Regions from separate parts of the Homo sapiens genome. Here regions 2 and 3 are each linked to region 1. Evidence: read pairs that join two places in POLR2A ChIA-PET (ENCODE). Cell type or tissue: Panc1. All regions are shown on one strand. Region 1 overlaps TRNP1 (TMF1 regulated nuclear protein 1). Region 2 has its middle 29 kb from the start of WDTC1-DT. Region 3 holds the start of GPN2 (GPN-loop GTPase 2).

Evidence for each region. Peaks named below come from ENCODE experiments on the same cell type or tissue, not always from the same donor. Only the 100,000 strongest peaks of a DNase experiment are listed, where the experiment ranks them.
Region 2: POLR2A ChIA-PET joins it to region 1 with 10 read pairs; 6 of 35 experiments call an interaction of 5 or more read pairs at or near these places.
Region 3: POLR2A ChIA-PET joins it to region 1 with 21 read pairs; 13 of 35 experiments call an interaction of 5 or more read pairs at or near these places.

The regions. Positions count from the first base shown.
Region 1 is chr1:27,000,690-27,008,689 of GRCh38, reverse strand. TRNP1 (TMF1 regulated nuclear protein 1) reads right to left here. Exons shown (of 2, transcript NM_001013642.3): 2 at 7,804-8,000. It overlaps TENT5B (terminal nucleotidyltransferase 5B), which reads left to right. Exons shown (of 2, transcript NM_052943.4): 2 at 1,733-3,670. The coding sequence ends at 2,746. Among named protein-coding and RNA genes, the nearest start is that of TENT5B, 8.2 kb to the left of the region's middle. RefSeq lists enhancers at 1-354, 999-1,642, 1,643-2,286, 2,287-2,930, 4,219-4,863 and 2 more. In Panc1, no CTCF peak of the experiment used is centred here; no DNase peak of the experiment used is centred here; H3K27ac peaks cover 3,126 bases.
Region 2 is chr1:27,201,436-27,209,435 of GRCh38, reverse strand. It overlaps the pseudogene CHCHD3P3 and the pseudogene NPM1P39. Among named protein-coding and RNA genes, the nearest start is that of WDTC1-DT, 29 kb to the left of the region's middle. In Panc1, no CTCF peak of the experiment used is centred here; no DNase peak of the experiment used is centred here.
Region 3 is chr1:26,888,471-26,896,470 of GRCh38, reverse strand. GPN2 (GPN-loop GTPase 2) reads left to right here and starts at 6,188. Exons shown (of 5, transcript NM_018066.4): 1 at 6,188-6,785; 2 at 7,346-7,502. The coding sequence starts at 6,375. It overlaps GPATCH3 (G-patch domain containing 3), which reads left to right. Exons shown (of 7, transcript NM_022078.3): 3 at 2,061-2,235; 4 at 3,023-3,082; 5 at 3,680-3,801; 6 at 3,933-4,060; 7 at 5,245-5,983. The coding sequence ends at 5,461. RefSeq lists enhancers at 5,845-6,114, 6,625-6,794, 6,150-7,027. In Panc1, no CTCF peak of the experiment used is centred here; a DNase peak (open chromatin) is centred at 6,173; H3K4me3 peaks cover 2,269 bases; H3K27ac peaks cover 2,823 bases.

The DNA.
Region 1 (8,000 bases):
GCGGAGGTTGCAGTGAGCTGAGACTGCACCACTGCACTCCAGCCTGGATGACAGACTCAGACTCAAAAAAAAAAAGACACCTGTCCCCATAGATTCTGGCAACAAGGTCCAGTGCTCGGCACTCATTAGATGCCTAGCCTCCTTCTGCCACCCTCTGTGTTCCTGATGGCCAGCTGCTTACGCCCCATTCTCCGTGTTCCTTGTGGCCAGTTGCTTACCCTCCCATTGCCATGACAATATCTTCCCCTGGTAAAGTTGCTCCTCCCGGAAGTCTTCCTGGAGGGCGCCGCCCGCCTCTGATTGCCCCACCACAGCTTGCCTTCTCAGCACTTAGGTGCATTCTTTGTAGTAATTCCCTGGGAGGCAAGGAGAACAGCCTGGTCTGGAGCTGGGTGCTGACTTGGCAGCAAGGCAGGGTTGCAGAATCACTCAGGACAGGAATGCTGCCTGGTCACTTTCAGGACAACTTTGGGTTACTGAGAAAACTGAATGTCCCCAACCCCCAGCTTCACTCTTCTCCCTACCTGGTACCTCAGCGGAGGGACCACTTATAGGTTTATCTGTCCTGTGCCATCAGGCCTGGGGACTGTCTGAAGGCTGAGAGTTTTCACTGAGCCTTAGCTGTTTCACCACTGTAAGCCTCAGTTTCCTCATCCGAGAGCAAAAAAAGTATATAATTTTTGCCTCACTGGGTCCTTGTAAGGATGAGTTAGGATGAGTGCATTGTAGTCAAAAGGACATAGGTGAACTTGAGAATCCCAACTAACCTGGGTTCTGGTCTCAGCCTGACCGCTCTGTGACCTTGACTTTACCTCTCTGCACCTGAGGTCCTCCATCTATCAGTCAAAATAATACTCAAATGTAGGATTATGGGGAGGGTTAATGTGGTCATGAATGTGAACTGCTAACCATATTCCCAACACGTTTGAGCAGTTAGCACAGTGCCTGATACAGAACTGTTTTACTAGCAGTTTGAGAGGTAGAATAGCACGGTTAAGACTTAAACCACCGAGCGCGGTGGCTCACGCCTATAATCCCAGCACTTTGGGAGGTGTGTGGATCACGAGGTCAGGAGTTAAAGACCAGCCTGGCCAAGATGGTGAAACCCTGTCTCTACTAAAAATACAAAAATTAGCCGGGCACAGTGGCAGGCCCCTGTAATCCCAACTACTCGGGAGGCTGAGGCAGGAGAATCACTTGAACTCGGGGGACGGAGGTTGCAGTGAGTCGAGATCACGCCACTGCACTCCAACCTGAGTGGCAAAGTGAGACTCCATCTCAAAAAAAAAAAAAAAGACTTGGACTCGGAGTTTTATTCCCAGCTCTGCATTCACCAGCTGTTTGCCTTTGAGCTAGTTACTTGGCCCCTCTGTACTTCCATTTTTGCATCTGTAAAGTGTGAATAATAGTATCCACCTCACAGGGTTATTGTGAGGATTAAGTGACCTGCTGTTTAGTAAATTCTATGCAGATGTGTGCTATTATCATTGCTATTCTTCCTGAGTCATTCCTCCAGATGGGCCATTCTCAGATTAGGTTTAAAGAGTTAAATGACTCCCCCCCAACCCCCCCACCCCCACCCAATAAAAAAAAAAGTTAAATGATTTTCCAAAGGCATAACAGCTGGTTAGGGGCCAATAGTGGTTGAAGTTACCGTGATAAGTAAACGGAAGTCCTTGGTGGACCCCTGAGGCCCGCTCCTGACACCTCTCCTTCCTGCTCTCCCCTGCAGGTGGTCCGCAGCACCCTGGAGGAGCAGGGACTACATGTGCACAGTGTGCGGCTGCATGGTTCAGCTGCCAGCCACGTGCTGCACCCTGAGAGTGGCCTGGGCTACAAGGATCTGGACCTGGTGTTCCGGGTGGACCTGCGCAGTGAGGCATCCTTCCAGCTGACCAAGGCAGTGGTGCTGGCCTGCCTACTAGACTTCCTGCCGGCCGGTGTGAGCCGGGCCAAGATCACGCCACTGACACTCAAGGAGGCATACGTGCAGAAGCTGGTGAAAGTGTGCACAGACTCGGACCGCTGGAGCCTCATCTCACTGTCCAACAAGAGCGGCAAGAACGTGGAGCTCAAGTTTGTGGACTCGGTGAGACGCCAGTTTGAATTCAGCATAGACTCCTTCCAGATCATCCTGGACTCCCTGTTGCTCTTTGGCCAGTGCTCGTCCACTCCCATGTCTGAGGCCTTCCACCCAACGGTCACAGGCGAAAGCCTGTACGGGGACTTCACCGAGGCCCTGGAGCACCTGCGGCACCGTGTCATCGCCACGCGCAGTCCCGAGGAGATCCGAGGTGGTGGCCTCCTCAAGTACTGCCACCTCCTGGTGCGGGGCTTCCGGCCCCGGCCCAGCACCGATGTGCGCGCCCTGCAGCGCTACATGTGCTCCCGCTTCTTCATCGACTTTCCAGACCTGGTGGAGCAGCGGCGCACCCTAGAGCGCTACCTGGAGGCCCACTTCGGTGGGGCAGATGCAGCCCGCCGTTACGCCTGCCTGGTGACACTGCACCGGGTGGTCAACGAGAGCACCGTGTGCCTCATGAACCACGAGCGCCGCCAGACGCTGGACCTCATTGCCGCACTGGCGCTGCAGGCACTGGCTGAGCAGGGCCCAGCTGCCACTGCCGCCCTGGCCTGGCGCCCTCCAGGCACTGACGGGGTTGTGCCAGCCACTGTCAATTACTACGTGACCCCCGTGCAACCTCTCCTGGCTCACGCCTATCCCACCTGGCTGCCTTGTAACTGACTCAGACCCTGGCCAGAAGGGAAGGGACTGGGCCTCACGGGGTGGGGTGGGGCCTCCAAGAGTGTGTGGAGGACATGACCAGAGGCGCAGAATGTGCCAGGAGGCCCAGCACTGCAGGGTTGGGCCTTTGATTGAACAGACCAGACTTTCCCGAGCACGAGGCCCCTGTGGGCTTAATGCCAGCCTGGGGCTCTCAGCAGGAGGACCCTTTGGTTATTGCATCACACTTTTGGACCAGCATGCCGGTGGGGTGCAGGCGCCATTTGTCTTGGAAGTCAATTTCCTTCAGGAGACAAAGCAAGTTTGGGGTGGTAGCCTTAATGCCCAGCACCTTGGATTGATTCCCATGGTCTAAGAGGGTCTTTTTGACTAAGGCCAGCCTGTGGTGATCCCAGCAGCTTTGGAGGGCCTGCAGCCCACACACTGACTGATACATGGTATGTTACAGGGACTTGTCACTTTGGATCAGGCTGGGCCACTACAGGGCCTGATGGGCCAACTTGGGTAATCACTGGGAGGAGGGAAACTGAGGCCCGAGGCAGATACCTGGGTTTGGGGAGGGCTGGGTTTAGCCCGGTTCTCTGAACTACATACCCCCAGCTGTGAAGCCTTCCTCTTGAGGGGTTGAGGTGGGCAGTATACAGGAGCCAAGCAGCCCAGGGTGGGTCGCAGCCCAGGCCCCTTCCAGGGTGCCACTCCTTTCCCCCTTGTGTTGCAAGGAGCCCTCCTGCCTGGGAGCTTGTTCTTTGGAAGGTGCTGAGCCTGAATTTGCCACAGTCAAGTCAACGTTCCCACCCCACTGGCTTGGTTACAGGGCTCTCACATGGGGTAGGGGAGCCATACTCCCACCCCCTTGCGTATTCCCCTGGGTTTGTTGATATTTTGCACTCTTAACACCTGCCAATAAAGACGGTCTACACTGAACCTTAGTGCCATGCTTCCTCTGGGGAAAGAAGGACCTTCCGTAGCAGTGGGGGTTGCAGCTGCCTCCCCCAGTTGGAGTCTGGCTTGTACTGTGGAAGGGAGCATTTGCGGGGGCGGGGTTTGAAGCCTGGGCTATGGCTGGGGGACTGCCCCTCCTTCTCCCAACCCCAGCCGCAGCCTGACCAGCTGTATATTAAGAGCTGCTGTCTACATGTGTGACCTGCACGTTGCCTTAGCAGGTCTAGGGCTCTTGTTAAGGAGTAAATATTTTTATGTTTTCTACCTGGAATCCAAATAGCTCTGGGCCTAGACTCAGACTCTGGTGCTCAGGGGTACTTGTTCCCAGCTCTGTCTACCCCGTCTCTTCCAAGGGAGCAGCTAGAGAACAGGCTGGGTGAATCTGGACTGGAGGCCCCTCCAGTAAAGGTGGCTGAGACTGGGGAACTTGTAGGGTTCCCCCTAAGCCTGAGCCCAGGTAGGGCCTCTATTTGGGAGAGGCTCCCTCAGTCCTCCAGCTCCTTCCCTTGCCCCGAGCACTGATGGGTGTGCTCTGGCTCGCTCTAATCAGATCCCCTGGATGGGGAGGGTCTCCCCTTCCCAAACCCACATGGGGCCATGCCAGGCTGTCTAGGAGTGTCAGCCGCAAGTTCCTAGCATGCTGCGCCCTCAGAGTATCAGCCAGTCAGTCATGGGCCTGGACGCTGCCTGCTGTTTGCCCAGACTCTTTGATCCAGGGATTGCAAAGCCCTTAACATATTCAGCCTCATTAGGGGCCTCTGAAGTGGTGACTTTGATGGTTCTGGCCAGGGTGGAAAAAACAATGCTGCAGAGGAGGCCCCAGGTCACCAGGGTGAGTCCAGCCACCTCACCTGCTCTGAGTCCCTTGTGCTGCTGGGCTCAAAATGGCTGGAAAGTGAACAGAAAGGCTTTCTTTGCTTGGTGACTAAAACCAGCTCCCACCCCCATCCCAGCTGTGACCACCCAACTATGGTCATGGGAAGGACTAAGTTTGTCTCACCTCCTGAGTTGGCTATTTCAGCCTTGGCATGAGAGGCTCACAGTGTAAACACAACAGACTTACCTTTTTGGGCTGGGGGGTGGAGTTCACCTGGATGTGCTTGTTTAGTTAAGGGCTGAAAAAGCGAGAAACCCATTTGGTACATGTGTGTATACACTGCATTCAGCCACCATGTGCCAGACACCGTTCTGGGTGCTGGGAATACATCAGCAAACAAAAGACAAAATCCCTGTCCTTGTGAAGACTACATTCTAACGGAGTAGATAGAAAATAAACCGAACCGTATGGTCTTAGATGATCAGTGATATGTAAAAATATAGCAGGGTAAGGGACTGGAAATGCTGGGTTTTGAAAATTGAAAAATAAGTCAGGAGCCTGGCGCAGTGGCTCATGCCTGTAATCCCAGCACTTTGGGAGGCTGAGGTGGGCAGATCACTTGAGGTCAGTAGTTCAAAATCAACCTGGCCAACATGGTGAAACCCCATCTCTACTAAAAATACAAAAATTAGCTGGGTATGGTGGCGTGTGCCTGTAATTCCAGCTGGTCGGGAGGCTGAGGCAGGAGAATCGCTTGAACCTGGGAGGCAGAGGTTGCAGTGAGCTGAGATCATACCACTGCACTCCAGCCTGGACAACAGAGCGAGACTCCATCTCAAAAAAAAAAAAAAAAAAAAGTCAGGTGCAACTCATTGAAAGGTGATATTTGATTGAACAAAGACATAAAGGTGGTGGGAGGTGGGCATGAAGATGTTTAGAGAAAGAGCATTCCAGGCAGAGAGCTTGCCTGTGAATGTGCATGCACTGTGGCACATGTACCTGAGGGTGTCTGGCAGGCCTCGTCCAGGTGCTGGTACTGCACACACGCATGGGCCTGAGGCAGTGGGGGCGTGTGAGACAGTTATTCACAGTAGCAGCCACCATTCCTGGTGGGCTTCACTCCAGCAGGCACTATGCTGAGGTCTTCCCAATCATGATCTCCCAAATCATCCTTGCAACAACTCCACAAGGGGAAAGAAAGCATTTCCATTTGGCAGACAGAAACTGAGACCAGAGAGGTCAAAGAGGTTTGTCTGGATCCAGAGCCATTGCTGTTAACCTCTGTTCCATCCTGCTCCTGCACTGTGATTTCACATGATTGTGACAGTTGTCTCCTGTACGTATGTGACAAGGCATAATTTGACATTACTGTGACATTTGTCATTTTATATGTGACTATGGCACAGTGTAGCAGTGTGGCAAGATGTACATTTTTTTTTTCTTTTTCTGAGACGGAGTCTCGCTCTGTCGCCCAGGCTGGAGTGCAGCGGTGCGATCTCAGCTCACTGTAACCTCTGCCTCCCGTGTTCAAGCGATTCTCCTGCCTCAGCCTCCTGAGTAGCTGGGATTACAGGCACCCACCACCATGCCCAGCTAATTTTTGTATTTTTAGTAGAGACGGGGTTTCACCATGTTGGTCAGGCTGGTCTCGAACTCTTGACCTCGTGATCTGCCCACCTCGGCCTCCCAAAGTGCTGGGATTACAGGCGTGAGCCACCACACCTGGCCAAGATGTATGTTTTCTTGATATACATGTGACAGTAATTATGGCTTGTGATGACTGTCCAGGGCTCATGATGGCAGCAGCACGCCTGTGGTTTTGTTTGGGAGTGGTGCAGCGTTTCTGAGTGTGAGAAAAACACCGACTCAGTGGCTGACATGGTTCCTCCTGTGGACAGTTCCTGCAGCTACCTAAGACACCAGGACAGGCAGGAATCAGGAACTGGGACTCAGAGCCAGCAATGCAAAGGCTGAGAGGGAAAAGCCCTGTCCTCTACCTTCCAACCTTACTGTGCTCTCCAAGCAACAGTCCACCCACCCCTTCAGACCCGAGGGTTGTGGGAGCTCCGGATGGGGAAGGAGCGTTGCTGTGGACTTTGAGGAACAAGGCATAGCCTCAGACAGTTACATGATATGCTGCCCTTCCGCTTTCACTCGCCACACTTCTGCTCTGTTCCCTGGGGGCTGGCATCTGTGGACTGCATCAATGGCTCCCTTGTTCCCCGGCTTCCTGTTGGGTTGCCAATGAGACATCCCAGCGTCTTAAGGAGACTTAAGGGAGGAGTAGATATTTATTCTCTTTGTTCCCTCTCTACCAGGTTGCCATGGTTGGCCACATCTCTCAACCAAAGGTCACGGTTCTTGTCAGGGGCCCCACTCCACACAGTGACCTCTCCTCACCCTCAGACTCAGGAGTTGCAAAGGCTTCTCACTGTTGCTGGCCCCAGATTGCTGAACCATCCCATTACATTTTTTTTTTTGGGTGGAGGGGGGAGAGCACTCACCCAGGCTGGCATGCAGTGACGCGATCTCAGCTCACTGCAACCTCCGCCTCCCAGGTTCAAGCCACTCTCATGCCTCAGCCTCCCAAGGAGCTTGGACTACAGGTGCACACAACAACGCCTGGCTAATTTTTGTATTTTTAATAGGATGGGGTTTCGCCATGTTGGCCACACTGGTCTCAAACTCCTGACCTCAGGTGATCTGCCTGCCTCGGCCTCCCAAAGTACTGGGATTACAAATGTGAGCCACCAAACCCAGCCCCTTGTTAGTTTCTTAAGCCCAGCCCACGCCTTTGGAAATAGTCTGTTTTATTTCTTGAGATAGGGTCTTGTTCTGTTGCCCAGGCTGGAGCGCACAGTGGTAGGATCACAGCTCAGTGCAGCCTTGACCTCCTGGGCTCAAGCAATCCTCCCACCTCAGCCTCCTAAGTAGCTGGTACCACAGGCATGTGCCACCCCACCTGGCTAATTTTTTCATTTTTATAGAGCAGGGATCTCCCAGGCTGGTCTCGAACTCCTGAGCTCAAGCAACCCTCCTGCCTCAGCCTCCCAAAGTGCTGGGATTACAGGTGTGATCCACCATGCCAGGCCAGAATAGCCTATGTTTAAAACACTTCCCAGTTTGAGTGTGCCATCTCCTGCTTAGACACCGACTGACAAAACAGGTCCATATGGTCGCCAGCACAGTCACACTAGTCACACAACCCCCACAGGCCATGGTGCTGCCATGTTGTCACCAGTTCGCACAACCCTCCTTGGTGTCACACAGTCTCACATGTGCATTCTCATCCCTGAGCTCCGTCATCACATCCTTTAATGAGGAAGACTTCCTGAGGAGGGGGGTAAGAGCAGGCGGCTGTGAGTCAGGTCAAGGGAGAATTGGTCTGCAAATCAAAGTCAACAGGGCCAGACTGCCAAACGAAACTAAATACAAGCTGCTCCAGGAACCGTCAACTTAAAGAGCCATAATAGACACAGAGGAAAGGCAGCAAGG
Region 2 (8,000 bases), 200 kb before region 1:
AAACAAAAAACTGTCACCCAAGCTGGAATGCGGTGGTGTGATCTCAACTCACTGCAATCTCTGCCCCCTGGGTTCAAGTGATTCTCCTGCCTCAGCCTCCCGAGTAGCTGGGATTACAGGCGCCTGCCACTGCACTTGGCTATTTTTTGTATGTTTAGTAGAGACGGGGTTTCACCATCTTGGCCAGGCTGGTCTCGAACTCCTGACCTCGTGATCCGCCTGCCTTGGCCTCCCAAAGTGCTGGGATTACAGGCATGAGCTACCGTGCCTGGCCTAAAATCTCATAATATTTTAAGAAAATTTATGAATTTGTGTTGGGCCGCATTCAAAGCCATTGTGGGCCGTATGCAGCTCACAGGACACAGGTCGCAAGTTGTACAAGTTATTGTTTTTTTTGAGACAGAGTCTCGCTGTGTTGCCCAGGCTGGAGTGCAGTGGCTCAATATCAGCTCATTGCAACCTCCGCCTCCCAGGTTCAAGCGATTCTCCTGCCTCAGCCTCCTAAGTAGCTGGGATTACAGGCACCCACCATCACGCCCGGCTAATTTTTGTATTTTTAGTTGAGATGGGGTTTCACCATGTTGGCCAGGCTGATCTCGAACTCCTGACCTCAGGTGATCCACCCGTCATGGCCTCTCAAAGTACTGGGATTACAGGCATGAGCCACCGCACCTGGCCTGACATTAACTTTTTTTTTTTTTTTTACTTTATTAAAATATTGAGTTTTATTTCACAGGCATATTTTTGTCTTCCCACAATTTCCATGTCTGACCACCGCTACTACTATGTCCTATCATAACATTCCATACATATTTAAAACCAAGCAAAGGGTGAGTTCCATCTTTAAAAACTAAACAGGCATTTTGGACAACACATTCTTGGCAATGGAACCTGGACAACATTTATCAAACACGGTAGGGAAAGTTCTCACTCTGCATTATAAAAAGGACAGCCATGTGACTTTATAGCAGCATGCTGCTATAAAGTCACATGCACACGTATGTTTATTGTGGCACTATTCACAACAGCAAAGACTTGGAACCAACCCAAATGTCCAACAATGATAAACTGGATTAAGAAAATCTGGCACATATACACCACGGAATACTATGCAGCAATAAAAAATGATGAGTTCATGTCCTTTGTAGGGACATGGATGAAGCTGGAAACCATCATTCTCAGCAAACTATCGCAGGGACAAAAAACCAAGCACCGCATGTTCTCACTCATAGGTGGGAATTGAACAATGAGAACACATGGACGCAGGAAGGGGAACGTCACACACTGGGGACTGTGGTGGGGTGGGGGCAGGGGGGAGGGATAGCATTAGGAGATATACCTAATGCTAAATGACGAGGTAATGGGTGCAGCACACCAACATGGCACATGTATACATATGTAACAAACCTGCACGTTGTGCACATGTACCCTAAAACTTAAAGTATAATAGTAATAAAATTAAAAAAAACTTTAATGGAAAAAAAGATTTTATTCAAATTAAGTGAAATATTTTCTGTATAAAATAAATTTTGCAATTGCCAAACAAAAGTAAAAAAAAAAAAAAAGGACAGCCAGATATCAACTGTTACAGAAATGAAATATGATGGAAAATTTTTAACAAATTGTTGAAACTATTTTCTTAAGGAGACTTCCTCCACTGCCAGAGATCTTGAATAGCCTCTTGGTCAGTCATCCAGAAGCAATTCTTCACAAAATTGATGAACTCGGCTTCCACTTTGGGAAGAGAACCCCCTTTTTCTATACTTGCTTGCATTTTTGCTTTAATGTCTTCTACAGAACTAGATCCTTTTGGTGTTTTAGGAGTTTTTTCCTGTGTTTTGAAGGATTCTTGTCCTTTTGATCTTGGTGCTGATGATGGTTTTGAGTCTTTTCCATTCTGATTTGACTTGTGTGCATTTTTGGCTGGAGTATCTCATATAGATTTCTTCACTGGCACTTTTTCTTCAGCTTCCTCATCATCAAAATCATCATCATCATCATCATCATCATCATCATCATCTTCATCAACAGCAAGTTTTACTTTTTTCTGTGGAACCTTGCTACCACCTCCAGGGGCAGACCGCTTTCCAGATATACTTAAGAGTTTCACATCCTCCTCCTCTTCATCTTCTGACTCTGCATCTTCCTCCACAGCTACTAAGTGCTGTCCACTAATATGCACTGGCCCTGAACCACACTTAAATCTTAAGACCACTGGTGGTGTTATTTCAAAGCCCCCAAGGGAAACTGTTGGCTGTGCAGACATTTTCAAAGTTGCCAGTGTTACTTTAATTGGACTGCCTTTGTAATTCATTGCCTCTGCTTCAACAATGTGCAATTCATCCTTTGTACCAGCCCCTAAACTGACCGTTCTTAAAGATAACTGGTGCTCATTTTCATCATTATCCACCTTAAAGTGATCATCTTTGTCAGCCTTTAGTTCACAACCGAAAAGATAGTTCTGGGGCCTCAGGGGGCTCATGTCCATGTCCATCGAATCTTCTATTGGGTGGCGGCACACACTTAGGTGGGACAGAAGGCAGACGGAGATAAATGAACGCTGCTCAAGAGAACAGCCGCTCAGGATGGAATCATACCAGGAGACATTAACTATTAACATGTAAAATGTTTATCCATGTGACACCTAAAATTGCTGTGAGTAGTCCTGCCCCACTGTGTTGCCTTCCACTTCATGTCACTGATGCTTAGTTTCTTCGTCTTTATAGGGCTAAGCATACGTCCCTCACAGGACTGTTGTTTGAAACAAATGAGGAAAGAACTGAGGCATCGCTTTGTCGCTTATAAAGCATTAAATAGAAGGGAGGCACCATAGCTGTTAAGATGATACACTTCCTCAGCCCAAGAATGAGGATGTTGGTTTTTGACCTCGTAAGCCTCATTTTCTACCAGTCTCCTCTTGGCTAGCCTTACCAGGCTTCTTTTCTGTCTTAGGGTGGGCCCTGCCTTCTCTCACCGGAAGATTTTTGCTGAAGCATTCTCCCACACTGAAACACTCTTCCCTCTGTGGTAGATTGTGCTTTCCTAAAACGGCCATGGCAATATTTCTGCTATTCCAGAATCTTGCCGCTTCCTCATCAAGAGATGGAGTCTGTTTTTGTTTCCCCTCCCCTTGAAATGGAATGGGACTCTTATTGACCGCCTCAACAACTAGAATGCAGGAGACAGAATGCCGAGTGACTACTGAAGTTGGGTCATAAAAGGTGATACTACTTCTGCCTGAGTCTCTTTCTTGGGATGTTTGCCCTTGGAACCTAGTCCTGTGCTGAGGAAGCCCAAACTGGCCCACGTGGAGCGATCACTCAAAGAAGCCCACGTGCAGAGGAGCTGAGGCCCCTAGCCAACAGCGGACATCAACCACCACCTTTAGATGATTCCAGGTTTCTGCCTTTAAGTGCTCCAGATAGTCCCCAGACACTGGTGCAGAGATAAGCCACCTGTGGTGTCTTGCCTGAATTCCTGACCCAGGGAACTCGTGATTGTAATAAACGGCTGTTTTATGCCAATAAGCATTGGAGAAATTTGGTATGCACCCATTATAACTAGAACACTTCCTCTCTTTGCCTGGCTGAGTCCTAAGTATCCTGCAGCTCTCAGCTAAAATGCTTCTTCTTTAGGAAGGCCTTTCTTTTTTTTTTTTTTAGATGGAGTCTCACTCTGTCACCCAGGCTGGAGTGCAGGGGTGCGATCTTGGCTCACCACAACCTCTGCCTCCCGGGTTCAAGCAATTCTCCTGCCTCAGCCTCCCGAGTAGCTGGGATTACAGGCACCCGCCACCATGCCCCGTTAAATTTTTTTTTTTTTTTGTATTTTTAGTAGAGATGGGTTGCACCATTTGGCCAGGCTGGTTTCGAACTCCTGACCTCAAGTGATCCACCCATCTTCGCCTCCCAAAATGCTAGGATTACAGACATGAGCCACCGTGCCTGGCCAGGAAGGCCTTTCTTGAACAGGGCTAGGTTGGTTCCCTAGTCATAATCTCTCACAGTGTCCTCTACTTCCCTTTTGTAACACTTACCACATCTGTTGTGATGTTTTTCCCCACTATCTGCTTTGCCATACTCTGAGCCCCATGAAGGCCACGACCAGGTCTGCCTATAGAATCTCCAGCAGCTAGCCTGGTAGATACGTGTGCATGGGATGCTCTCAGTAAATACTTACGAAGTGAGTGGACGAATGCTTTGCCCCACAGTGCCTGGCACAAATGCTCGGATGCAGCAAGAGATGGACCCATCCTTGAGGGTTTGGGAATTATTTCTGAAAATATTCCTAGCCGGGAGTGGTGGCTCTCGCCTGTAATCCCAGCACTTTGGGAGGCCGAGGCGGGCAGATCACCTGCGGTCAGGAGTTCAAGACCAGCCTGGCCAACATGGTGAAACCCCGTCTCTACTAAAAATACGAAGATTAGCCGGGCATGGTGGCGCACGCCTGTAGTCCCAGCTGCTCCAGAGGCTGAGGCAGGAGAATTGTTTGAACCCAGGAGCCGGAGGTCGCAGTGAGCCGAGACCACACCACTACACTCCAGCCTGGGTGACAGAGGGAGACCCTGTCTCAAAAAAAAAAGTCTCAGAAAAAAAAAAGTCTCAAAAAAAAAAAAAAAAAAAACCCGCCAGGAGCAGTGGCTCATGCCTGTAATCCCAGCACTTTGGGAGGCCGAGGTGGGCGGATCACCTGAGGTCAGGAGTTCAAGACCAGCCTGACCAACATGCAGAAACCCCATCTCTACTAAAAATACAAAATATTAGCTGGGCGTGGCAGCATGTGCCTGTAATCCCAGCTACTTGGGAAGCTGAGGCAGGAGAATCTCTTGAACCCGGGAGGCGGAGGTTGCAGTGAGCCGAGATCGTGCCACGGCACTCCAGCCTGGGTGACAGAGCGAGATTCTGTCTCAAAAAGAGAAAGAAAAAAAAGAAAATATTCCTATGTAGGGTACCCCATTGCAGCCGAGGTAGTACTGAAACACTATGTAAATCCCTGGTTATTGCCATGAAAGATATCCAAGATATGTTGTTCAGTAATAAAAAGTAAGTTTCAAGAAAGATTTTAGGCTTCCACTGTCACCTGGAATGAAGAAAGTGGCAAAGAACATTGCTCCTCCCTTAACAATGAGGAAAAGGCAGATAATTTATGAAGTCCTAATTTTTCTTGAGCTCATCAGAGAGCTAAGGTTGCAAGGCAACCAAATCAATTGAATTTCAAAGAGATACAAGCCTCTCACAGATGTGATGGAACACACAAATTGCATCACCTTTGTCAGAGCATGGGGGAATGTGGTGGCTGCCATTCAAGTGAGTAAAAGAAAGTCAACTAAAGCTTAAAAAATGTTTTAAGCACCAAGTGTGCGCCAGCATATCAGTTTGGTACAGACTGGGGCCTAGACACAAGGGGAGTTGGCACTCACTCCAAATTCTTTTCCATGGGCCTCCAGTGGGTCCTCACAAGACTGGAGGCAGGGCAGGAGACCAGAGAGAGCCCCCTCAGTGGCACGGGTGTGCAGGTAGTAGGCTGCAGTTGAGGGATGAGCATGAAGTCCCACAAGCTGCTTTTAAAGGGGACAAAGTTGTCTGCGGGAGGGAAAGCAGACCCTCTCATGCCACAGCTCAGCAAAGATTTATTGCTTCTAGAAAGGAGTAGAAGCAAAACTCATTTGCCTTTGGTGTTGGGTGGGTAGGAAACACTCTCACTCCGTGACCCACTGCACCTGGGGGAAGGGTAGAAGCAAAAACCCTCTACTTTTTCAGGGGGGCTGGAAACCATCTGGGACCCAGGATCCTACAGCAATAATAAGCTGAGAACTGCTAACACTGCAGATAACCAGAAATACATGGAGGAGGGGCAGGAATGCTGAGAAGGCTCCAGCCTAAGTCCCGGATGTATTGAGTCTGCCTAAGACGAAGGCTGGGTCAGGACAACAGAGAAACCCATCCCACTTCCTGAGGAGCCCAGCACCAAGGAACAAGCAAAGGCAGTCTACCACAGTGGGAGACGCGGGAGCATGGGGAAGGAGCTCGGCTGGGGTGCAAGTGTGCAGGGGTGGCTGAAAGTTGACCAAGCAACAAACAAAAGCTGGGAAAAATCATTGTCAGCAGACCTACAATGAGAAAAGGTAAAGGAGATTCCTCATGCAGAAGGTATATGATACCAGGCAGAACTTGGATCTACACAAAGAAATGAAGAGTACTGAAAATGGTAAAAATACAAGGTAAAGATGAAAAACATTATTCTTTTATTTATTTATTTTGAGATGGAGTTTCACTCTTGTTGCCCAGGCCGGAGTGCAATGGCACGATCTCGGCTCACCGCAACCTCCGCCTCCCGAGTTCTAGCGATTCTCCTGCCTCAGCCTCCTGAGTAGCTGGGATTACAGGCATGCGCCACCACGCCCAGCTAATTTTTGTATTTTTAGTAGAGACGGGGTTTCACCACGTTGGTCAGGCTGATCTCAAACTCCCGACCTTAGATGATCCACCCGCCTTGGCCTCCCAAAGTGCTGGGGTTACAGGTGTGAGCCACCACGCCCAGCCCATTATTCTTATTTTTAATCTCTTTAAAAAATAATTGGCCAGGCGCAGTGGCTCACACCTGTAATCCCAGCACTTTGGAAAGCCAAGGTGGGAGGACTGCTTGAGCCCGGGAGTCCAAGACCAGCCTGGGTAATTTAGCGAGACCCCATCTTAAGAAAAAAAAAGAAAAAGATTAAGAAGAGTACCAAAGTTGGTAGGAAGGAACTGGAAGTATATTGTTGTGAGGTTCTTGCAATATATGGGAAATGGTTTAATATTATTTGAAAGTAGATTCTGGGCCAGGTGCGGTGGCTCATGTCTGTAATCCCAGCACTTTGAGAGGCCAAGGCGGGCAGATCACGAAGTCAGGAGTTGAGGCCAGCCTGACCAATATGGTGAAACCCTGTATCTACTAAAAATACAAAAATTAGCTGGGTGTAGTGGCACATGCCTGTAGTCCCAGCTATTCAGGAGGCTGAGGCAGAAGAATCGCTTGAATCCAGGAGGCGGAGGTTGCAGTGAGCCGAGATCACACCATTGCACTTCAGCCTTGGCAACAGAGCGAGACTCCGTCTCAAAAAAAAAAAAAAAAAAAAAAAAAAGAAAGTAGACTGTGGTAAGTTAAATATATGCATTATAAGTCCTAGGGTAACCACTGAAAATTTAAAAATAGGTATAACTTGTAAGCCAATACTGGAGATAAAGTGAAATAATTTTTTTTTGAGACAGAGTCTCGCTCTGTCGCCCAGGCTGGAAGGCAGTGGTGCAATCTTGGCTCACTGCAACCTCTGCCTCCCTGGTTCAAGTTTACGACCAGCCTGGGCAACATAGCAAGATCTCATCTCTACTTTTTTTTTGGTAGAGACAGAGTTTCCCCATGTTGTTGCCCAGGCTGATCTTGAACTTCTGAGCTCAAGTAATCTGCCTGCTACTCAGCTACTCAGGAGGCTGAGGCAGGAGAATCGCTTGAACCTGGGAGGTGGCGGTTGCAGTGAGCTGAGATTGCGCCAATGCACTCCAGCCTGAGTGACAGAGCAGGACTCCGTCTCAAAAAAAAAAAAAAAAAAAAGAGGGGGATTTTTCCTCTCAGAAGTCCCCCCTCTCTCACTAGAGAGAGAGCTGTTTTCCTTTCTCTTTCTTTCTCTTTCTCTTGCCTATTAAACCTCTGCTCCTAAACTCCTCATGTGTGTCCATATCCTAAATTTTCTTGGTGTGAGATGATGAACCCTGGGTACTTACCCAGACAACATAGTTGCTTCATATTGGGGACCTTGTCCAGGATACCAAGGTACATAATTCATTGAAACAGTGAGTAGGGGCCGTGGCCTTGCTCCCGCCGTGCGGGAAAAGAATCCAGGCCCTTCCATGCGCGTGTGGGCGCGGGGGCCCCGAAGTGCTCGTGGTTCCGCGCTAGGTCTCCGCTGGGGCAGGAACCGGAGCCATGGGTGGGACCACCAGCACCCGCCGGGTCACCTTCGA
Region 3 (8,000 bases), 110 kb after region 1:
ACCCACCTGCCTCGGCCTGCCAAAGTGCTGGGATTACAGGCATGACCCACTGCGCCAGGCCCATTTTTTCTTTTTTAAAAATTATTTCCAGCCGGGCACAGAAGCTCTTGAACCCAGGAGGCGGAGGTTGCAGTGAGCTGAGAAAAAAAAAAAAAATTCCACATGAAAGACCAGATAAGGAGAGTTCATTTTCATAGATGAAAATGTGCTGACCAAAACATGTGCAGTGACTTGTCTAAGATCATCTCAGGAAATAGAGGTAGAGCTGGGATATGAACCCAGTTCTTGCTTCTTCTCTAACCTGTGCGTGCTGTCATAATGTGGCTGAACAGTCATCTCTATTTTCTGACCTAGAGTCAGCAGATTGAACAGTAGCCTCCACTCTCACTTCATTAGTGACATAGACATTTCTTTGGTTCCTTTCTCCAAACTTGGTTGCACATCCATAAAATCAAGTAAGGTGTGATTTGTTGGGAAAACTTTTTTAAAAATGTGTACTCCGGGTAAAAAGTAATTCACCCATGTTTCAAAGCTTCCAGCCAGCTGGGTGCAGTGGCTCACACCTGTAATCCCAGCACTTTGGGAGGCCAAGATGGGTGGATCATTTGAGGTCAGGAGTTCGAGACCAGCCTGGCCAACATGGTGAAACCCCACCTTTACTAAAAATACAAAAATTAGCCAGGCGTGGTGCCTGTAGTCCTAGCTACTGGGAGGCTGAGGCAGGAGAATCACTTGAAGCCAGGAGGTGGAGGTTGCAGTGAGCTGAGATCGCACCACTGCACTCCAGCCTGGGCGATAGAGTGAGACTCTGTCTCAAAAAAAAAAAAGCTCCCAGCCAAGATTGCTAAGACATCTGGACCACATCCCTAGTGTGGTACCATCCTGACTTCCCCTCTCCTCTTCTCTCCCCTTCCTTCCTTCCTTTCCTTTTTTTTTTTTTTTTTTTTTAAGCAGGCTCTGGTTCTATTGTCCTGGCTGGAATGCAGTAGTGCAATCTCAGCTCACTGCAACCTCCAACTCCCTGGGCTCAAGCCATCCTCACCTCAGCTTCCCTAGTAGCTAGGACTACACTCACACATCACCACACTTGGCTAATTTTTGTATTTTTTGTAGAGATAGGGTTTTGACTTGTTGCCTAGACTGGTCTTGAACCTCTGAGCTCAAGGGATCCTCCCACCTTGGCCTCCCAAAGTGCTGGGATTACAGGCGTGAGCCACTGCGTCTGGCCCCATCCTGACTTTTCTTCAGCACTTGAAGGCCTACAGGGTTTCAAGCTAGGAGTCATTGTATCATTCCACAAGTCCCGTCAAGCCAAGGGCTAGTGTAGGATTCCAAAGGCATTCTAAGACCCATTTCCTGCCCTCAAAGAGCCTAAAATCTCCCTGAAGAGAAAGAACCAGCATCTGGAGATGCTGCACCTGGATGTGGCCACCCGGGTTTGCATTGCTGGCTCTGCTGCTCCCTCAGTGTACTCTTTTGGACAAAGAACTTTTTACTCCCCTGAACCTAGGTTTTGTCATCTGTAGAATGGGAATAATGGTACTTATCTCATAGGGTTGTTGCAGTGGTTAAAGGAGCTAAGCTATGGGAAGGGCCTGACACACCAGAGACAATAAGCATTATTGTCCATTCTTTCTTTGTGATATGACATAAAAAGGCCTAACCAGTGTGTACTGATTAGCATTGGGAGTTCAGAGACTGGTATGAGAGCTGTGGGCCTAAATGTGGGGGGCTTCATGTAGGCTGTATGACTTGAGGGATGAGGAGGATTTAATCAAGTGGAGAAGAGAAGGGTGTGGGAGAGGAAAGTGGGTATTTCAGGCAGGGAACAACATGGCCAAACGCGCAGAGGTGAGTCAGGCTTGTGGGGACAGGAGCAAACTGTTGAGAATTATCGGGCTGGAGACGTGTTGGTCAGGGGCCAAATATGTGCTGCTTCTTGGAGAAATCTGAAGGAATGGCGCTGAGGCTAGCCACACATGCCTCCTGTGCCCTGAGCTTCCCTCCCTCGGGGCATGAGGTCAGGAAGCTCAGGCAAATCACCTCTCCCTGCCTTTTAGGACGATGACCGGGGTGAGGAATGGGAACGGCATGAAGCGCTGCATGAGGACGTGACCGGGCAGGAGCGGACCACTGAGCAGCTCTTTGAGGAGGAGATTGAGCTCAAGTGGGAGAAGGGTGGCTCTGGCCTGGTGTTTTATACTGATGCCCAGTTCTGGCAGGAGGAAGAAGGAGGTAATGCTGGTACCCAGGCAAAGGCAGGGGTGACCCCTGCTGCATTCTTTTGGGGTTCCCTGTTCCACACGGTAGATTCTGTAGTGGTGAGCCCAAACAAAAGGCTAGGGAACAGGCTGACCTCTATTGTATACGAGAGACCAATCATCCTTTTTAAGAGTGGGGATCAGTGAGATGGAGAGAAAATGCCCCCCGCCCCGCCCCCAACAAATTCTGAATAACCCTCCCAGAGGAAGGATCTTAAAATACAAACAAGCTGGGTGCAATGGCTCATGCCTGTAGTCCGAACTACTTAAGAGACTGAGGCAGGAGGATCACTTGAGCCCAGGAGTTCAAGGTTGCAGTGAGCTATGATTCCACCACTTTACTCCAGCCTGGGGGACAGAGTGAGACCTTCTCTAAAACAAACAAATGCCCCGCTGGGTGCAGTGGCTCACGCCTGTAATCCCAGCACTTTGGGAGGCTGAGGTGGGCAGATCACGAGGTCAAGAGATCGAGACCGTCCTGGCCAACATGGTGAAACCTCGTCTCTATGAAAAATACAAAAATTAGCTGGGTATGGTGGCATGCACCTGTAGTCCCAGCTACTTGGGAGGCTGAGGCAGGAGAATCACTTGAACCCGGGAGGCAGAGGTTGGAGTGAGCCAAGGTCATGCCACTGCACTCCAGAATGAGATTCTGTCTCAAAAAAAAAAAAAAAAAAAAAGCCAAAAAAACTCTAGGTTTAACTCTTAATAGAACTGAGAGTCCTTAATGTACTCTGTTGGATGCTTTTCTGTCCCTACAGATTTTGATGAACAGACAGCCGATGACTGGGATGTGGACATGAGTGTGTACTATGACAGAGGTACTGGGCAAGGAGTGGCAATACTGGAGGTGAAACAGGTGCCCTGGCCTTGCAGTGACACTTTACCAGAGCTAGCAAAGGCTGAGACAGGGTACCGTTCCCGTTCCCTTGGGGTAGCCCACTGAGAGGGTTCCTCTTAAAACATCTTTGGTTGTGTACATTAAGTGCTAGTTTTGGACAGAGCCTTCATCCTTTCTTGGAGGAGGAGGAGGGATAGATAGCCCTTAGGGGCTCTAGGTCTGATGGTCAGGCCCTGGTAGGGTGGGCTGGTCAGAAGCTCAGGCTCTAGTAAGGGTTTAGATTTTAGAAGAGGAAATGACCCGGGTGGGGGAAATAGCCAAGTAGGGGAGGGAAGACCTGGGTTCTAATCCTCTCTCTGTCATTTGTTGGCTCTGTTACTTTTCTGCACCACAATCTTCTCATCTGTATGATTGGGGAGAGCCATGGTTCCTACTTTTGGGGAGCTCCCAGTCTAATGAGAGAGATACAGAACACTATTAAAATGAATAAGTCAATCTTACGAGGGGGTCCTAGAAACCTGATTCTTCCCCCTTCTTTGAGAGGGACGCTTCCATAAACTGAGCTCTGTTTCCTCAGATGGTGGAGACAAGGATGCCCGAGACTCTGTCCAAATGCGTCTGGAACAGAGACTCCGAGATGGACAGGAAGATGGCTCTGTGATCGAACGCCAGGTGGGCACCTTTGAGCGCCACACCAAGGTGAGTTAGCACTGTGCCCACCCCATGGACCCCTCTCTTTTCCTTCTCTACTTTAATTCCTTCTCCCATCCCCATTCTCCCTGCTCCCAGCAGGAGCCCCATTTCTTGAGTCTTGTCCCTTCACTCTGCAGGGCATTGGGCGGAAGGTGATGGAGCGGCAGGGCTGGGCTGAGGGCCAGGGCCTGGGCTGCAGGTGCTCAGGGGTGCCTGAGGCCCTGGATAGTGATGGCCAACACCCCAGATGCAAGCGTGGATTGGGGTAAGTGTGACTGAGGGACTTCCCTGGGGGCCCAAGCCTTTCAGCTATGCCCTGGTTTCCCTCTTCCCACTGGTTTTGGCATGGCTGCTGGGTACTCGTGCGGGATGAAATTCAAAACAGTTAAGAGGAAAAAGTGGATCTGGGCCAGGCACGGTGGCTCAAGCCTGTAATCCTAGCGCTTTGGGAGGCTGAAGTGGTAGGATTCCTTGAGCCCAGTTTGAAACCAGCCGGGCAACATATGAGACTGTCTCTGTTAGAAAAATAAAAAGTCCGGGCGTGGTAGCTCACGCCTGTAATCCCAACACTTTGGGAGGCCCAGGTGGGCAGATCATTTGAGGTCAGGAGTTAGAGACCAGCCTGGCCAACATGGTGAAATCCCCGTCTCTACTAAAAATACAAAAATTAGCCGGGCGCAGTGGCTCATGCCTGTAATCCTAGCACTTTGGGAGGCTGAGGCGGGTGGATCACGAGGTCAGGAGTTTCAGACCAGCCTGATCAAGATGGTGAAACCCTGTGTCTACTAAAAATACAAAAAATTAGCTGGGCACGGTAGTGGGTGCCTGTAATCCCAGCTACTCAGGAGGCTGAGGCAGGAAAATCGCTTGAACCCAGGAGGCAGAGGTTGCAGTGAGCCAAGATGGCGCCACTGCACTCTAGCCTGGGTGACAGAGCAAGACTCTGTCACAAAAAAAAAAAATTAGCTGGGCATGGTGGCATGCGCCTGTAGTCCCAGCTACTCTGGAGGCTGAGGCAGGAGAATCGCTTGAACCCAGGAGGTGGAGGTTGCAGTGAGCCGAGATCACGCCATTACAATCCAGCCTGGGTGACATAGTGAGACCCCATCTCAGAAATAAATAAATAAATAAAGTAAATCTGACTTTTTTTTTTTTTTTAAAGAGTAAGCCCTAAGGCTTAACAAGATCATTCATACCCTTTGTTGGAGGAGTTTGGACTTGATGGTTACTATTAGGAAGTCTGTAGTGACAGAATGAAAATTTTATATGAGGCCCCTTCTTGCTGGCACTGTCAATGGATAGATAAGAGGGCTGGAGAACAAAGACCCAGATTTAAAGCCTCTGTCTTTGGACAAACCAGATATGTAGTAACTACTTCCCCGTCCTCTCCCAACCCCTTTAACTGGAGTTTGAGAGCAGCCTTCTCACTGAGAGCCCGTTTTTATCCAGGTACCATGGAGAGAAGCTACAGCCATTTGGGCAACTGAAGAGGCCCCGTAGAAATGGCTTGGGGCTCATCTCCACCATCTATGATGAGCCTCTACCCCAAGACCAGACGGAGTCACTGCTCCGCCGCCAGCCACCCACCAGCATGAAGTTTCGGACAGACATGGCCTTTGTGAGGGGTTCCAGTTGTGCTTCAGACAGCCCCTCATTGCCTGACTGACCGGGTTGGGGGCTTCCTTTCATAGCTACATGATGAAAACCCTCTGCCCTGGCCTCATCTACCACTGAAGCAGAAAGGAGTCTGGGAGCAGCAGTCTTCGTGGCTGGTTCAGGGTGTTTTGTTCCGAGCCTGCCTGCCTGCCGGTTCTATACCTCAGGGGCATTTTTACAAAAAGCCCCCTCCCGTCCCCTCCCCTTGGATATTAGGGGTAACGACCGCTTGTCTTTGGTCTCTAACCCTAATCTCTGGGCTTGCCCTTTGCCTCCTGCAGAACTTTGAAAAGCTGGGTTGAGTGAGGCTATCAGCACAGCCTTCCTTGGGGACTCTGAAGGTGTCCCCACGAAGGCCAGAAAGGGGGAAAGGGACCTGGGCGAGGAGAGGATTTGTGGTGCTTGGAAGAGCCGGCCTTGGGTGGGCCCTCCACCGCCTCTACCCTCACTGGGTGGGACTGCCAGCGGAGAGTCCGCGGGAGGTGGCTTGGGTGTGCGACGTCACGGAAGAATAAAGACGTTTACTACTGGAGCTCCCTTACTTTTCTAATTCGAGTCTGAAGGTTAGAGAAATTCCGAGAGCGATTTTCCCGCAAAGACCCCACATTCGACCCACTACCCGCGAGAGAAATGCGGCTGCGCCGCCCGCCCCTCGGCGTCTAGCTTCGTCCCCGCCGTGAGGGCGGGACTTCCTCTCGTTGGCTCGCCGTTTCCGACGCTGTCCGGAAGTCGAGTTAGTCTAGTTAGTATCGGCCTGTTATCTCCTTTTGCGCGACACGGTCTCAGCTGTTCCGCCTGAGGCGAGTGACGCTGGCCGCCAACGAGGTATACGTACTGGGACCCTCGCCCTCAGTCTCGTCTCCGGCGCGGCTACCTGCCCCGTTTTCCCTGTGAGTTGACCTGCTCCGGGCCGCGGGCCGCCAATGGCAGGGGCCGCTCCGACCACGGCCTTCGGGCAGGCGGTGATCGGCCCGCCGGGCTCAGGGAAGACCACGTACTGCCTGGGCATGAGTGAGTTCCTGCGCGCGCTGGGCCGGCGCGTGGCGGTGGTGAACCTGGACCCGGCCAACGAGGGGCTGCCGTACGAGTGTGCCGTGGACGTGGGCGAGCTGGTGGGGCTGGGCGACGTGATGGACGCGCTGCGCCTGGGGCCCAACGGCGGCCTGCTCTACTGCATGGAGTACCTGGAAGCCAACCTGGACTGGCTGCGTGCCAAGCTCGACCCCCTCCGCGGCCACTACTTCCTCTTCGACTGCCCAGGCCAGGTGGAGCTCTGCACGCATCACGGCGCCTTGCGCAGCATCTTCTCCCAAATGGCGCAGTGGGACCTCAGGGTGCGTCTCAGGGCGGGGAGGCCCATTTTGCGGATGGAGTAACTGAGACAGGGAGGACAGACGCCACGCCCCCATGTCACACAGGGAGGTAGGGGCTGGGTCGCTTTGGAGTAAAACAGGCATGAGTTCAGAATCTGGCTCTGCTACTGACTGGCTGTGTGGTGTTGATAAGTCAGTTCATCACTCTGAACCTCAGTTTCCTCACGTGTAAAATGTGTTAGTAGCCAACTTGGCGATTTTGGAAGTATGGAAGGGGTTAATGTCGAAAGTGGCATGGAGATTGTTGTAAATTGGTGGGCAAAAGTAAATGAAAGAGTGGAGTCAGATGCCATGGGATTTAAACCCCTTGCCCACTGGGAGGCTCAGTGCAAGACCTCTTGTAAGAAAAAAAAAATGACTCCTATTTCCTGGGAGAAGGAAACCAGGGTGGTTATTAGAAAGAAACAGAGGCAGGAGACTAATGGGGAAAGCTTCCCCTCTGTCCTCAAGCCCTCATTCTCATGAGGGAATGCTGATCCCTGTTTCTCCAGGCCACTCTCACCCTGTCTATTCCCTCCCAGCTGACTGCCGTCCACCTCGTGGATTCTCACTACTGCACAGACCCTGCCAAGTTCATTTCAGTACTGTGTACCTCCCTGGCCACCATGCTGCACGTGGAACTGCCCCACATCAACCTCCTTTCCAAGATGGACCTCATTGAGCATTATGGGAAGCTGGGTAAGAGCTTCTGTTCCAGGCGAAGAGCAGGGCAGCAGCTGGGCTAGAATGAAGCAGACATCTCAGCTGAAGGTAGCTGCCTCTGGTGCCTTGCGTGGTCTGGTGATAGTAGCCACAGGCAGGTTCTAACTCCTGCCCATTTATTTTGTGCCACTCTGTGCTAGTTACCGTTGTAGATTTTGGAGACAAGAGAGCTACAGATGGTGTTAGGTGTTACAAAGGAATTAAAGTGATACGACAGTGAATATTTGGGAGTGAAGTGAGTGAGCTTTGGAGTAAAACAGGCATGAGTTTAAATTCTGGATCTGCCACTGAATCATCGTGTGGTCTGGGTAAGTCAGTTCATCTCTCTGGACCTCAGTTTCTCACTTCTGCTCTGAAGCAGTGGCATCTGAGCTGAGACATGAATGGTGAGAAGGAGCCAGCCAAGGGAGGACTGTTCTATGCAGAGGCACTAGTAGGAATAAAGGCCTTGTCTTAGTCAGTTTGTGCTGCCAT